2 separate regions of the Homo sapiens genome follow, and region 2 is linked to region 1. Evidence: read pairs that join two places in POLR2A ChIA-PET (ENCODE). Cell type or tissue: PC-3. All regions are shown on one strand. Links, peaks and the distances in the headings refer to the core of each region. The heading gives the core; the rest is flanking DNA. Region 1 overlaps CEP290 (centrosomal protein 290). Region 2 has its middle 68 kb from the start of DUSP6.

Region 1 (2,932 bases), core at 230-2,729:
TACTCTAGGTTTAGTATTAGGACAGGAACCAAGGCCTCCTCCAGGACTTCATGTCCATCTGGGCTGTCCTTTAATATGCCTGCTTAATCTTTCTCCTTAGACTTGGTTGACAGAGGCAAGTACAGTGCAGCAGGCCCTCTGTGGGACTTGCTGTAGCCTCACGGTACTAAGACTCCCATCCTAGTTGTAGTGATCACTATCTTGCCTCCCATCAAGACCATTCCAAATAGCAGACATGGAAGATGAAAACCTCAAAGACATCAAAGGGGACATTGGAGGTGCATGGACATAAGGAACTGTATGAGAATGTTGAGATAAAGATGAGTATGCCTTTTGAAATGGGGGCGGCAGATGTGCTAGATGGTAAAGGATACCACTTCATACAGGATGGCTTTAATGGGAAAAGACACAGGCAGGATCCCACTGGTCAATGACTTCCAGACTCCTTGAAGCAGCTGCTTAAAATTGGAAATGAGAATGACACAAAGAGCCTTTTACCTACTCATCACAGTCATGATGAACCACACATGATGATAGTGGCAACAGACTGAATGTTTACTCATAAACTACCACTACCTCTTTCATAGCCACAAAAATTAGTTTCACAGGTTGGAATCCCATGTGTTCGGGGTGGGAGAAAATCAAGTACCAGAAAGCAGAAGCTAGTAAAACATCAAAGCTGGTGCTGAATTCATCTCTTGGGGCTATCTGAAGAGAAAGTTGCCCAGGATATAACTCTAAAAGCATTGCAGCACAGCCTAGATCCAGTATGCCACACATTGTGACAAGACAGCTCAATTATTCCTGGCTCATACTTGAGGAAGCAAATTATACAATCAAGAAGCTGAAGCTGCAGTTGGAGAAAAATAGCACCCAGGAGAAGCTGAGCAGCCTCAGCCCAGGCTCATAGCTGATGACAGCTTCATGACGCACACACAGCTCCAACTCCTTCGCCCAGCCCCAGCTCTACACTGTTCCATGCCCTGCCACCCAAACAAGGTTAAACAAGTTAAACATTTCAAGGAAGAAAAAGTCTCCAACAATACTACAACAGAAAAAAAGTATTATGTTAAAACAACAACCAAACAAACTGTTCATCAGGAAGAAACCAGGTTATCCAGAATAGTGTTGTCTTTTAAAACAATGCCAAAATTTGAAATGATTAAACTTTGTACAAGTTTAAAACTCTGTTCCTACCTTGTAACCACAATGGATTTCCAGCTCTTACTGTCAGCACCTTCAAGCTGTGGACCTCTGCTTTCTGCAAACTGCAATCTCTTACCAGTCTCTTCTAGTTGAACTGTCATCTTCTCATTTAATATCTCTAAATTATTCTTTGCTATCCGTAATTTCTCTGCAGCATCAGTTTCCTATCATTAAATGCTAATTAGTATTTTATGAGAAAACATAATACTGTTCTCATAGATTCAGTGTATTCAAAATTATCATTACAAATTGGAAAACAAAAATAACCTGGGGCTCTAAATGCTGATTAAAATTTCAACAAATTCAACATCTCTCCTTTAAAGCAGCAATATGGCCAATAATAATTAGAACAACAGATCACGAAAATGAGGTCAGAGGAATATATTTAGTTACTAGTGATTACTTTAAATTTGACACTTTGTTCCTCTATATTTTTAGAAAAATGGGATAGTTTATACCTTTACACATGTAAAAGATTCTTTGTTTTGACTTCCTAATGCTTACGAGACCTAGCTATAAGCATAAGGTATGTGTAAGCAACGTAGATCATTTCTTTTTTTTGTTTGTTTGAGATGGAGTCTCGCTCTGTTGCCCAGGCTGGAGTGTAGTGGTGCGATCTCGGCTCACTGCAACCTCTGCCTCCCGGGTTCAAGCGATTCTCCTGCCTCAGCTTCCCGAGTAGCTGGGACTACAGGCGCCCGCCACCACGCCCGGCTAATTTTTTGTATTTTTAGTAGAGACGGGGTTTCACCGTGTTAGCCAGGATGGTCTCGATCTCCTGACCTCGTGATCCACCCGCCTTGGCCTCCCAAAGTGCTGGGATTACAGGCGTGAGCCACCGTGCCCAGCCTAAATGTATTAACTTTTATTATCAATGTTTTTCATGGTGGAATGTGATGACAGCAGGCATAGAAACACAATTCCTCAATCTCTTAATATCTACCTTTACAGACACTCTCATCAAGGATCTACTTCCAGTTTTTCCAAGAGGTATTAAGTAAAATAAAAATCAAAAGTTATAATCAGTCATAAAAGTCATACTTTTTTAAGTTCTTTACGAAGCCTTTCATTTTCAGCAATAATTTTTTCTGTGCCTTTGGTCTTGGATTCATAGTGCATGCTCAACTGATGCCCAAGATGAGCTTTAAGTTTTTCTAATTCAGCCTAGTAAAAAAACAAACAAAATAAAAAGTATACATTATCAAAACAAGGAAATAAAAGATAATCTTATAAACTCATAAATCTTCAAAGTAGTTTTAGAAACCATATTTGATATGATTAGAATTAAAGTCTTCATTTGAATATTAGTGAGAACGAAGTTCCCAACGTTGGCTACATATTAGAATAAATTGATGACTTAAAATAACAACAACATACATATCTGTGTCAGGACCCACCCTAAAATAATTAAATCAATTTCAGGGATGGGAGCTTGGGCATCTGTATTTTCACAAAGAGACACAGAGGCCGCAGTGGGCGGATCACGAGGTCAGGAGATCGAGACAGTCCTGGTTAACATGGTGAAACCCCATCTCTACTAAAAATACGAAAAGTTAGCCAGGCGTGGTGGTGGGCACCTGTAGTCCCAGCTACTGGGGGAGGCTGAGGCAGGAGAATGGCATGAACCCGGGAGGCAGAGCTTGCAGTGAGTCAAGATTGCACCACTGCATTCCAGCCTGGGTGACAAAGCAGTACTCCATCTCAAAAGAAAAAAAAAAGAGAGACA
Region 2 (2,932 bases), core at 342-2,841, 1.2 Mb after region 1:
TTCCTGGGAAACAGTGGGGCTTACCTCTAGTTTCTAAACACTGTTAGAACTTGATGAGTACCATTTCTTCTCAATACTCTCAGCATAGAACGCATTCATGTTAGATACAACCCCATCTCTTTCTAATTTGGCAACGAATCACTCTCTTAAGAAACCGCACTGTTTTTATTAAAGATCTCAGTGATTTCTACCCATCATAGGATTGTCTTTATTTTCTGTAAATGCTTTCATGCAAATATGCACCCAGATTTTAAAGTGGGTGCATCATTCAGAAAAGCCTATATAAAATTACCTTTAGCAAAGTAAAATGGGAACACAAAACAGATGACTGGAAGACAATCATGAAAAAAATGATAAGATGGTGAAAAAATATTTTACACATATTTTAATGGAGATTTTGTTCTTGTTGGTAGTATAAAAAAAGTCAAAATCAATCTTCAAAATATAATAAGTAATACAATACTTTGTGGTTCTTTTTGAGAAATGTTCCTTAAATCTGATTATTGAAAAAGTATTTTTTCTTTAGGTTTTTAGACATCTATTAAAATGTGCCTGAGATAAACTAATGGTTGTTAGGTTACACATAAAGGAAGAACGTATGTAATTTATATTAGAGAAGGATACAAAATTTTTTACAATAAAAACTTCATTAAGGCCTGGCATGGTTGTTCATGCCTGCAATCCTAGCACTTTGGGAGGCCGAGGCAGGCAGATCACTTGAAGGCAGGAGTTCAAGACCAGCCTGGCCAACCTGGTGAAACCCCACCCTACTAAAAATACAAAATTAGCTGGGCATGGTGGCGCATGCCTATAGTCCCAGCTACTAGGGAGGCTGAGGTAGGAGAATCATTTGAACCCAGGAGGCAGAGGGGTTGCAGTGAGCTGAGATCACTCCATTGCACTCCAGCCTGGGCAACAAAGCGAGACTCCATCTCGAAAAAAAAAAAAAAAAAACTTCATTAATATGGATTTTCCTCTTTGACTATATGTAGCTATTCATCCGTGAGATATTAGCAGTTAACAATTTGCCAATAATTTTAAGTCATGCTACAGGGGATATGTATCCCTACTTAAAAATTCAAACCATGTTCAAAGCTTTGGATTTTTTAAATATTTATATTTATCTATATGTCATTGTATTTGTTACTTTTTTGCTTTTTATTTTTATACAGAAGAGTATTGCTCATCACAATTGAGCTTCTGTGAATTACAGCTGCTGCAACATAACCACCACATTTTGTTAACACTTTATCTTATATGTGTATGTTTTCAAGCAAAATTACTTTTCTGTTAAAATCATAAAATTTCAATAAATCTTCACCTTAAAGAGTTTCAGTTATAAAAGGTCTATTGTACTTGGTTTAAAATAGCAAGATATCAAAGAAGAATAAAGCCAAAATAGGAGAAAAGATTTCCTTGTTACATAATTCCAAAAAAAGCCAAGTATCTCAGCTCAATTATAATTGCATGCATTCCTAACACTTAGGTTAAAAATCATTTTAATAAAAAGGTCAAATTTGGACTGATTTTCCCAAGCAGTGACAGACCAATGATGGCTTTTACTCCATCATACATGACTGATACACACACACAGAAAAAAATGCATTCAATACAGCTGATCTGAAAAAGGTCTTTCCAGAATAAATGTTTGCAAGAAGCTAAAAGAATTGGGCTTCTTGAAAGGCCCTATTGCTCGCTATGGTCCAGCAACACTGGCCTTCCATTTATTCCTCAGACAGACCAACAGTCCCCCACACAGTCATGCACAAAATCTATTTTCTCTTTCTACCATGCTCTTGTCACCTCTTTCACTCAACCGGGGCCTTCTCTTTCTTCAAACTTACACATCATCTTGTCCAGAGGGCTTTCCACACCAACTAGTTAAAGCAGGTCCCCTGTTAGTCTCTCTCAAAACACTTTTTTTAGTAGTATTTGCCATAATGCATATATTCAGTATCACATAGAATTGAAGATGCCAGCAATTGTTAAACAAGCCACTATATGACACACCAAAAGAAAAAAGGGGGTGTCAATAAAGCTATAACACTCTTTCAATTTTAGGATGTATACTGATGTCAGAGACATTAAAATATAGGGGGAAAATATGTGCCTTAGAATCAATGGAACACTGTATAAGGATCTGTGTCCCCCCTTTGATCAAAAATGTCACACATGAGAACAGAGACTGTATCTATACTATTTCTTCTGCAGGCTTAACCACCACCAACACATTGTCTAGCATATAGCACATATTTATTGAATAAATAAATAAGTAGATGGAGAGATGGCCACGATGATATGATGATATTTTGTGGTGAAATAACATGTTGTATGAGAAGGTCTGATTCTCATTCACGCATTCATATTTATCACACTCAGAAAAGTAACCTTAATTTATTATAGTAAAAGACAGGAAATTAAAATTTCTGCAACCACACTTTACAACATGCAATTTTCGCTGGTTGCATAGTTCAACTCACTTGTAAACTTATAGAATCTGATCACCCCAATTAATTTTTATAATCACATCCTGCTTCATCTGTACAAAGGAAAGATTAAACTAGAGGATCTCTACTGTCCTTTTTAGCTATCAAACTCTGGTTGGGTAGTCCAGAAGTTCATGTCTTCTAGAGTGTAGGTATACTGCCTATTCCATGTGTCTACATTAACTTTAAAAAAGGAAGAGGAAGAAATTGTTTAGCCAGCCAATATTTAAACCTACACTGGCCTGTAGATCTATTTTTCATAGATTAGATACATTTTCTTAATTACTTGGATATGCTTTATCTGGGAAGCACATACATGATACTACTCTAGCCCCATCAGAATTCTCCTTGGAAGTCAAAAAAAGTAGAAATTTCTACTTAGCTTATAACATTATTGTTTTTGCTAAATAAAAATGTCCTTGGTGAAAATCCAGCTCCCACTGAAA

The links. Peaks named below come from ENCODE experiments on the same cell type or tissue, not always from the same donor. Only the 100,000 strongest peaks of a DNase experiment are listed, where the experiment ranks them.
Region 2: POLR2A ChIA-PET joins it to region 1 with 15 read pairs; 3 of 35 experiments call an interaction of 5 or more read pairs at or near these places.

Annotation. Positions count from the first base shown.
Region 1 is chr12:88,057,651-88,060,582 of GRCh38, forward strand. It overlaps CEP290 (centrosomal protein 290), which reads right to left. Exons shown (of 54, transcript NM_025114.4): 48 at 2,248-2,370; 49 at 1,198-1,370. The region is part of intron 2 of LOC124902977 (a long non-coding RNA gene); the gene reads left to right. It also overlaps the pseudogene LOC100420011. Among named protein-coding and RNA genes, the nearest start is that of RLIG1, 24 kb to the left of the region's middle. In PC-3, for the core only: no CTCF peak of the experiment used is centred there; no DNase peak of the experiment used is centred there; H3K27ac peaks cover 505 bases.
Region 2 is chr12:89,283,144-89,286,075 of GRCh38, forward strand. No RefSeq gene overlaps it. Among named protein-coding and RNA genes, the nearest start is that of DUSP6, 68 kb to the right of the region's middle. In PC-3, for the core only: no CTCF peak of the experiment used is centred there; no DNase peak of the experiment used is centred there.